Regions from separate parts of the Mus musculus genome. Here region 1 is linked to region 2. Evidence: chromatin loops called from intact Hi-C (ENCODE). Cell type or tissue: heart. All regions are shown on one strand. Region 1 has its middle 120 kb from the start of Gm14009. Region 2 overlaps Gm36203 (a long non-coding RNA gene).

Region 1 (5,000 bases), 290 kb after region 2:
CTACTGTTGGCCTCAGAGGGACTTGGCACAGCAGGCTGACATAGCTCACGGAGGTCCAGGCTTCCTCGGGACACAAAGGTGAGTGGAGCAGAGATAAGCGCTCCTTCTTCTCCTAGCCACAACTGACATCATTGAGCTCGCAAGTAATGCACATTGCAAGCACTCAGAGTCACTTTGTCACACCAGGAGAGGCCAAAGACACTGTGCACACAGTAGGGACTCATGAAACGTTCCCTTTCTTCCTTCTTAGGGAATTTCTATTCTGTACTGAGTATTTCTCCGATAAGAAGGGTATTAGCCTTCTTAGGGTTTTGCTGTTGTTGCTTTATTTGAGAATACTTGTGAATATGGAAGATATTTCACGGGGGATGGAGGCAAAGATAAAGTGAAGGGCGTGGGGGAGGGGACCTGTGTGAGAATGGAGCACTGGATGGAGAAGGAGAGGAAGATGGGAGGTTTTAGGTAGGGCCCGGGCCTCCTCTCTGTGAAGGGCTGTGTTTGCCAGGACGGCTCAGGGATAAGCTCAAACCCAAGCTTGGTGGCCACACAGGAAGAATCTGGTGACTTAGAGTACAGCAGGGGCTGTGGAACACGGCACCCCTTGCCCACTCCTGGCGATGTCGCCTTTCAGCTTCTGTCCCGGAGACCTAAGGTCAAGGGACCACCTAGTCATGATCCTGCTTAAAGAGTTATGTGCAGTACAAATTGTCTCATGAAAAGAAGGAGTGAGCTTGTGGTGTGTGTGTGTGAATGTGTATGAGTATGTGTGTATGTGTAGTGTGTGATACGTGTGTGTGTGTGTGTGTGTGTGTGTGTGGTGTTTGAATGTGAGTGGGTGTGAATATGTGTGGTGTGTGTGTGACTATGTATGAATATGTGTATATGTGTGGTGTGTGTGTGTGAGTATGTGTGTGTGTGTGAGTATGTGTGTGTGTGTGTGTGTGTGTGTAAGTGAGCATATGTGTACATGAGAAAGATTGTTTGAGCCTTCCAAGTCTTAACACAATGCAGATTTGTTTCAAATGAGATGGGAGTTTGGACTGAGTCTCCTCAGGAAATAGAAAGCGGGACACGCTTAGTTGAGCTTGTGTGGCAGCACACTCCTTTATCCTAGTGTTCAGGGGACAGAAGCAGTCAGGTTCTCTGTGAGTTCTGGGCCAGCCTGGTCTACACAGAGTGTTCCAGGGCAGCCTGGTCTACACAGAGTGTTCCAGGGCAGCCAAAAATTATGATATGCCACAATCTACCCCATAACATGTTCAAATGTTACGTGTTAATCAAAATAAACTTAAGAAGTTTTTGAAGTAGAGGAGCCAAGCTTCCTGATATCTTCTTCATGTGTTTTACTTGTGTATCGAATTACCACACAACGCTCCGTTAAAGTCATAGCAACAGAAATGGGAGAAGACATGCTAATCCTAAGAATAAAGTAGTTATTTCTAAACCATCCAGTGTGACGGGAAGTTGTATCAGGCACCAGATTGTGCTGGCAAAGACAGAGGGACATGAGCTGGGTGCCTGTGCCAGTGTGGACAGTAATCCCTCGGGGAGATGAGGAGCCCGGGAAAGGCTCCCAGCAAGAGCCGATGAATGATGAATACCAAGTAGTGGGAGAAGGTGGGGCCCTGGTGCCAATCAAGTGTTTAGCCCACGCTGCCACGCGATACGTGGCCTTCCACAGCCTAGCGCCACATTGTTTCCTCTATTGGATTAGCTCCATGGATGTAAATTCATTCTTCTCCATTGGGGACCACAGCAGACCTCGAGACATGCCACAGAAGCGTTTGTGTCCACACACTTCGTGGGACCACGGGTGGAGGATGGTGCCTGCCCGTGGGTTTTCAGTGACTGTTTGTAGGAGAAATTGGTCTCATTATTTCCAGTTCTGTTCAGAGCAACTCAGCTTCTGCCCCACCATGAGGATCCCAGTCTACCGTGTCTTCCCTCATGGGCACTGTGGAGAGACTATTATAAATACCTCATCAGAGAATCTGCATGTGTAGAGGGGCCAACTCCCTCAAGCATATTGGTCCTCAACACTGTACTCTGCGGTGGTGGGCCTTGGGATATCTGTGTGTGGATCCCCCTGGTCCCTACCTTCCTGGCTTGAGAGATGAGGCTGGGTGACTAGCCAGTGTGGGAGGGAGATGGAGATGGCAGGCTTCTCAGGGCGCTGGACTTAGTAGGTCCCCTGGGGCCTCAGAGTCTGAAGCCCTCTGCAGGAGTCTATGTTCTGGCAAGCTGGGCTGCCTCTTGGCGCCATTCCCAGATGTGGAGTAATGAGGTCATCAGCGGGAGGCTGGGGCCAGCCTCTGATGGGCTGTGTCATTGTAGCTTTTCCTGGGGCTCTGGCTGAGGGGGCCATATTGCCCTTCCCTCTCACAGCTGGACTTGTGTTTGCTGCTCGCTCAAAACAAGCCTGTCGTGTTCAAAAATCCTGAATACGAAGTAAACTTATAAAGACACATGAAAGGGGGGGAAGGGCGGTGATGAGGGAAGGAGGGAGGAAAGAAGACAACGTGTGAGTATGGTTGTAGATGAACAAGGCACCATTCTCATGAATGAAGACGTTACATCTCTCTAGCTACCAGGACATGCAAGGGTCTGTCCTGCTGTGGTTTATTCACCTGCTTACGTATCTTTTGTACAGCCTTCCGTATCACGTTGTTCTCTGAGCGTGTGAGTAGCTCTCCTTTGTCCTCCCACTAGGCCTTGAACCACCTGTCTGGAGATGCTTTGCTATCTCTAGAATAGAAGGGCACATAAAGGGGGAAAGCAAGGCCAAGCTGGTGCTGCCAAGGAAGCTACAGATGTGCACGGTAGAATGGCCTAACGGAGAGGGAGGGAGGGGGATGGGAGAGGGAGGGGGAGGGAGAGGGACTCACATTCCTGAATTAAGCCCCGGTTTTTAGATTGGTTATTGTAATAAGCACCAGGCAGATACGATTGTATAAGGCCTGTTCTCTGGGAGAGCCCTTGCCCAAACTCCTACTGCTTGTCCTTCCGTCCATTCCTCAAGTCCTATCGCCTGGGGCCACTGTCACCAGGCAGCTTTCCCCAGCCTCCGCCCTCCCTACCTGTTGAGTTGAAGACAGGGATGGCTGCTTGGCTGAGAATCTAGACTCTAGCTCCATCAGGCATTCTCACTGAGCAGCTGCTGCTGCTGGGGTTGGGTTTCTTTAAGAGGCCACCTGTGCCCTTTGACACAGACCATTCAATCCTCTAGATGCAGGAGCCCAGGGGATGGCCCACTTCAAAGCCTGAGCTTGGCCATCATAGTCCTGAACTGCTTCTTGGCTCTATCCTTCCAAATAGAATAAATGCATCCTCTCCCACTCCCCTCTCTCTCCCTCTCCCTCTCCCCTCCCCCTCCCTCCCTCTCCGTTAGGCCATCCTACTGTGCACATCTGTAGCTTCCTTGGCAGCACCAGCTTGGCCTTGCTTTCCCCCTATATGTGCCCTTCTATTCTAGAGATAGGAAAGCGCATCCAGACAGGTGGCTCAAGGCCTATTCCCCAGCCAGAAGGTAGCTAGGCTGCAAGCACTCAAGTCAGTGGACAGAGGAGAGGCCTTGGTGACTAGAATTGTTATTGAAACCATGTACCCAATGGCTGGCACTTTCTGCAGACTGTAACACATAGGACATTTAACTCTGTTGAAGTATTGTCAACTGGCCCTGGAGGGTCTGAGAGGTATCCTAGCTTTGCTCTTATACATAGACCACTACATTGAAAGGTGTCTCTGAACACAGATGAGCATATAGGCATGTGTGTACTCACGTGCGTGCATTAAGCCCCGGTTTTCAGATTGGTTATTGTAATAAGCACCAGGCAGATATGATTGTATAAGGCCTGTTCTCTAGCAATGACCCAGCCTAGCAAAATATGGAAGGGATCCAGGGAGACTCTTGCAAGGACAGAGGGCTTGAGGGAGGGCAGCCAGACTCATGGGAACCCAGTGGTGGGATGGACAATAAAACTCGTCCCAAACTCATTAAGGGAAAAGGGTTGCACCAGATCAAGATTCAAGGGTGAGCATAAAACAGGGGGAGGGTCTTGTGATGGTCAGAGCCCTGCGAAAGAGACTGAAGACCCAACCCAAGCAGACAACAGCTGGCTCCGCCTCTAGGACCTATTCCTATAGAGCAGAATGCAGCTGATAAAGCTGAGGTGGTTAGGTTTTACGTTCAACTAGACTGGCTGTTAGACATTTGGAGAACACTGTACTGAAGAGACTATTCTAGATAAAGCACATTTCCCCTTCCCCAAGTGGATGGGTGGGCTACACCCTGACAGCCTGGCAAAAGAAGGCAGGCCAGGATCCACAGGGGGTTCCTCCTGTAAACGACCTTCTAGCTAGGATGCTGCCCTTTTCCTGCCTTCAGACTCGAACTGAGACAGCACAGGCTCTGCTTGGCTCTGGACCTTCTGGCCTGCCCTGGAGCTTCTATCTGCAGCTCTCCTGGGACTCCAAAGGCTCTGGGCTCTGTCCTGGGGCCCTGTCAACCTCCAGTGTCACAGAAGCCAAATCCTTATCTCTCTCTCTAAATCTAAATCTCTCTCTCTCTCTCTCTCTCTCTCTCTCTCTCTCTCTCTCTCTCTCTCTCTCTCTGTCAAACACATACACACACACACACACACACACACACACACACACACACGGTCCTCGGTTTGTGATGGGATTACATCCTGCAAGCCAAAAGAAAAGTGAAGAAAACAAACAAAAACAAAAACAAGCACAAAAGCAAGCCTGCATTAACCTCACCAGGAAACCAGCTCAGGATGTTCCCCGGCTGCCTTCCCACCCATGCCGGCAGCTGCCACTCCATCCGTCCTCCCACTTCACCTCCCCGTGTCTCAAAGAGGAAAGGTTCCTCACCCCAACTCCCTATTGTCTTTTCTGGATAAAAGTTTATTTCTTTGCACTAAATGCTTTTAAAGCATTTTATTCCACTGTGGTAAAAAGCATCAAATATAAGCTCTATCCTCACCCACGTAGGC
Region 2 (5,000 bases):
CAACCGAAATGTAAGGAGAACATCGGAGGTCTCATTTTTGGGGCTGCCCAATCTGAGATGATCTGCCTTCAAAACTGAGATGTAAATAACCCTCTAAGTTTCCTATAATCAGGTATTTGCTGAATTGACAGGAAAGAGTCAAAGACATCAGCCCTTTCCAGTGGGTTGTGTAAGCTGAAGCAAAGCTGTTCTTCCTTCCAGGTAGCTTTCACTGAGGGTCTTTATCACAGCAACAGAAAGCAAACTGGGATGGCTGACTGGGTTTCAGGAAGAAGCCACAGGTCAATGTTGGCAGACGTGTTGGAGCAGTAGGGCCAAGGAGACAGCATCCTGTCTGATCCTCCCGGTGAATCACCTTCACGGTTTCCTGTTGGTCCTGGGACAGAGGGGGAGGTAACGGGAGATGGGGAGGAGAAGGAGGGGGAGGGGAAGGAGGGGAAGGGAGAGAGGGAAAGGAAGGGAGAGAGAGAAAGAGGGAGGAAGGTGAAGAAGGAGAGAGAGAGGTGAGGCGGGAGGAAGGAGAGAGAGACAAAGCAGGGGTAGAGATTGTCTAAGAACTTTTATTAGTCCTGCCTTTCAATTTCCTGTGTTCATGGACTGGTACTCATTCCTTTAATGCATCACAGTGAATACAAGAATGGTGTCTGGAAATGAAATCTCCAGCCCATTTCTGCCTTGAACCTTGGCCAGAAACCTTCCCTGTTCTCTCAAGAACAACAGCAGTCTTCAGGATTCAGCTATAGACATCTTATAAGGAAATGGTCATTAGTAAAAGCTAATGGATATACATTGCTAAATATATTGACATAGACATTATTTTGAAACCTTTACTATAGGAAATCTGTTCCTCCCCCAACCCCCATCCCCAACCATGGACTCTGAGTACTAGAAGTTCATAAATCAACAGTGCCACCCCTTGTGAAGACCTGCGTCCCACTCTGTGTGCTAGCAAGGTGACTGCACCCCTGGTTCTGGTTCCAGTCAAGTTGATGCTGTGAGAAGGGTAGAGGAGGGGAGGAGAGGGGATTGGGGGGGGGGGGGATGGGAGGAGAGGAGCCTGTACCTCACACCAGCAGGAGGCTGTCTTGTTTTTAGATGGAGGTGTGCTGTTGATTATGCCAACGGGAAACAGTGGGCTCAAACTGCAGGTCTCATTCCTTTCCCTTCAGTAAAGACAGGCGACTGTTGATCACTGTCCACGGCCCACTAGAAAGAGGCAGGAAAGTGAGAAGATACAGTGTCTAGAATGTTCTTCCTGAAGGGATGGGCCTGTCTTTGGGGAGGTTGCCAGTACAACTGATTCTTTCCCTAAATTTCTCTTTTTAAAAAAGATTTATTTATGTATTTTATGTATGTGAGTACTCTGTAGCTGAACAGATGGTTGTAAGCCATCATGTGGTTGCTGGGAATTGAGTATAGGACCTCTGCTTGCTCTAGTCAACCCCACTCACTCAGTCCCTGCTTGCTCCGGCCCAAAGATTTATTTATAGAACTCAGAACCTTCAGAAGAGCAGTCAGTGCTCTTACCTGCTGAGCCATCTCCCCAGCCCTTTCCTCTAAATTTCAACTGTGGGTCTAAAACTGATTTTTTTTTTAATCAAGCCATATATGTCCACGGATGTACTCCTGTCTCACCTGGTCACGCTTGGAAATTTTACACATTTGCATATTTGCACTGTTGCTTGAATGACTATGAGGGACTCCAGAGCATAAAGATCTTCAGTGGTGGCAAATTTTCAGGATGTAAGGTTTGTTTTGTTTTGTTTGGAGAAATAGCCATGTGTTTGTTGATATGAACTGAAGGTAAGTAATGAGGACACAGCCACCTGCTACACTCACTGTGGGAGGTCTGGAAAGCGGTGACCTTGCCAGAGTGAACCTGGACAGAAGCATTAGCTGCTATTTTCTGTAGGACTTTTTTTTTTAAAAAGAAAATTATTTATTTTATTTTGCGTGCATTGGTATTTTGCCTTGGTATTTTGCCTGCATGCATGTCTATGTGAGGGTATCAGACTATCTGGAACTCCAGACCGTGGTTGGAAGATTGGTTGTATGTGGGTGTCGGAAACTGAACCCAGATCCTCTGGAAGAGCGACTGGTGGTCTTAACTGCTGAGTCATCTCTCTGACTCTTAAGCTGGCTCTTCTGGATTCTTTAGAGCACACTAGACATCTTTACAATGGTGTGTTTGATTTGAAAAAAAAATGGAGAAGCAGGGACAGGAGAGATGGCTCAGCATTAAGAGCACTGGTTGCTCTTCCTAAGTTCCCAGCACCTGTATGGCAGCTCACAACAGCCTGTACTCCAGTTCCAGGGGATCTGACACTGCCTTTTGGACTCCTTGGACACTGTATGCATGTGATAAACATATGAAAATCAAGCAGAACTCATAAAGTAACAAAATTAAATTTAAAATGGAGAGAGAAGATAGTAATTTCACTGTAGGCCTTCTTTCCAATATATTATTCATGGTGCTTCTGATCCCTTGTCATATCAGAAGGACACTTCCGTTCTCCAGTTTTCCAACCTCTAAAATGAGAACAATGGAGCTTACCTCATGCACTGTTTCTAAGAGTTGAGGGAGATGCTAAATGAAAGTTGTCAGCAATAGTGGGGTAGACTCCACTTAACCCAACATCTGAGTATATACTCTGTGATATAACGCTAAAATATATGATTCAGTGTGTGTGTGCGTGTGTGTGCGCGCGTGCGTGTGTGAGCAAGCCCATATAGTGTGTCCTCCTATATTGAATTTTCTAGCTCTCTCTCCTTGGCAAGTAGAGGCATTTGGCAAGTGATACTACCATTGGCCAGTAGGTGGCAGAAGCTGTCCGTCATGGACACTAGTTTGGTTCCAGTCTCAGAAAGGGAAGATCTTTCCCTAATCTAGCCAGGGCTTTATGGCAATGCTTAATCACATGGCAAGGAACATGCAATAACTACTGGTATTTCTGTAAACACACATGCTAAGAAGCAGCTGCTAGCTAGGGAGGAGGGAACATTCAGTCAGAGGTCTCCTGAGGACAATCTATATAAGGAAAGCCCTATGAGGGTTTTGTTTTTGTTTGTTTTTTTAAATCCATCAGCCAGTCAACCTTCCTGACTCATTGAAAGAAACATCTATAATCCAGAAGACAGTGATAATACATGTTGTGGATTATAGTGTGGTTGACGGCTGCCTGTCTCCTCCACTCCCCTCACGGCTCCAATCCTGGTGTCAAGATCACCTACAGAGTGTGCCTGCAGGATTCGGTGCCTTCCGCACTGTTGCATGTGCTTGCTTCTTCTCTTGTCCTGGCAACTTGCCGGAGTTAGGCCTTTCTCGAGAGGAAAGTTTATTTGAACTTCATTCTACCATTACTAAAATTGGCACCAAATAGATCTGTAGCTGAAGACACATCTCAGCCAAACAAAAAGTGGAATCTGCCGAACACTGGGCAACAAAGGATTCAGTGCGTGCAGAAACTTTGCACAACAATTGTTAACGGTGGGAAAATACACAAGAGTATGACACTCATCATCTCAGGGTTATTTATCTGTATACAGGGCCCTGCAGTGTAGCCCAGGCTGAACTCCAGTTTGTAATCTCTAAAGCCCTGGGATTGCAAGCATTCCACCAATCCCAGATACCTTCACCACTCAAAGGTATTTAGTTGAGTAGTGCTAAGTACTCTCACATAATACAGAACTGTAGCTTACATCCATTACACTATTTGGTAAACACCAGAGGTGCCTTCAACAGCCACCAACAACTACCATCCAGATCTCTATCTCTAGGAACATGACTATTCCAAGTGCCCCATATAAATGGAATCATAGAGTACTGGTCATTTTATGATGGGACTTTTTATGTATTATGTATTACATATGATGTATTATACATTCTTGTTTTCTCTATATGTTTATTTTTAAAAATAATTTTTTATTGTTTTATTTATGTGTCTATGTGTACATATATGCATGCGAATGTGTGTGTGTTTGTGTATATGTGTGTATGTATATATGTATATTCCCATGGAGGTCACAAAAGGTTGTTGGATCCCTGGAGCTGGAGCTACAGGTGGCTGTGGGTCTGTGGAATTGAACTCCTCTGCAAGAAGAGCAAGTTCTCTCATCTCTGGGCCTCTCCAGCCCCTGAGACGATTAATGTTATATACCACCTTGACTGGGCTAAGGCGGGACCAAATAGTTGGCAGACATTGTATCTGGATGTAGTTAGTTTCTGGATGAGATTAGCATTTGAGTCTGTAACTGAGCAAAGAGGATTCACCTTCAACAACAGGGATAGGAATCACCCTGTCTGCCCAGGGCCCAAATAAACCAGATGGAAGAATGGTGCACAATCTCTTCCTGAACTGAGATGTATCTTCTCCTGAGTCTGCACTTCGAGGCTACTTATTCTCAGACCTTCAGACCTGAGGGCTCTTCACCCCTGCATCCGCAGGCCTGGGCTTCAACGAGCCACCACTCATCAGAGCTTCGTGGGTCAGGATGGTGGTACCTTGCCGTAATCCCAGCTCTGAGGAACGGAGTCATAAGAGTCTTTGGGCCAATCTGGGCTACATAGCAAGACGCCAACAGTATCAACAACAAAGGAGTGCATGGCCCAATAGCATCTGCAGCTGTAGAATGCAAGGCAGTCTGAGAAATGAAAGTCTCCCCTCAAAGCTACAATGTTGAGAGTGTAAGAGCTAAATGGAGACTGGGCTCCATCCCTGCATGCTTTATTATCTAGTTTAAGTTTCTCCTCATCACAGCTCTTTCCCTGGTGAGTTAAGCAATCACGGCAACATGGCTAGGGGTGTAGGAAGTAAGAAGGGAGTTGAGGCCAGGCCCTGGACAAGGATCCCTGGGGAACTCAAAGACTGCATATACTTCACCGCCTGACCTTCAGCTGCCCTCTTCTGCTTTCACATAAACTCATCAGTTTGATCATAAAAGCCTAACACCTTCTGTGGCTTTCGAAATGGGCATGTGGGCAGTGTTTAGCAGGGACTGAG

What was found. Hi-C counts contacts between places; a loop is a spot of excess contacts. Peaks named below come from ENCODE experiments on the same cell type or tissue, not always from the same donor. Only the 100,000 strongest peaks of a DNase experiment are listed, where the experiment ranks them.
Region 1: a loop joins it to region 2, with 2.2 times the contacts of the local background. A loop is called at or near these places in 1 of 42 quality-filtered maps.

What each region holds. Positions count from the first base shown.
Region 1 is chr2:128,282,265-128,287,264 of GRCm38, reverse strand. No RefSeq gene overlaps it. Among named protein-coding and RNA genes, the nearest start is that of Gm14009, 120 kb to the right of the region's middle. In heart, a CTCF peak has its summit at 2,223; DNase peaks (open chromatin) are centred at 1,724 and 2,264; H3K27ac peaks cover 1,071 bases.
Region 2 is chr2:128,571,229-128,576,228 of GRCm38, reverse strand. It overlaps Gm36203 (a long non-coding RNA gene), which reads left to right. Exons shown (of 9, transcript XR_866725.3): 5 at 202-346; 6 at 837-953; 7 at 1,603-1,748; 8 at 4,445-4,684. Among named protein-coding and RNA genes, the nearest start is that of Gm36203, 18 kb to the left of the region's middle. In heart, CTCF peaks have their summits at 2,616 and 2,820 (motif pointing right); a DNase peak (open chromatin) is centred at 2,888; H3K27me3 peaks cover 423 bases.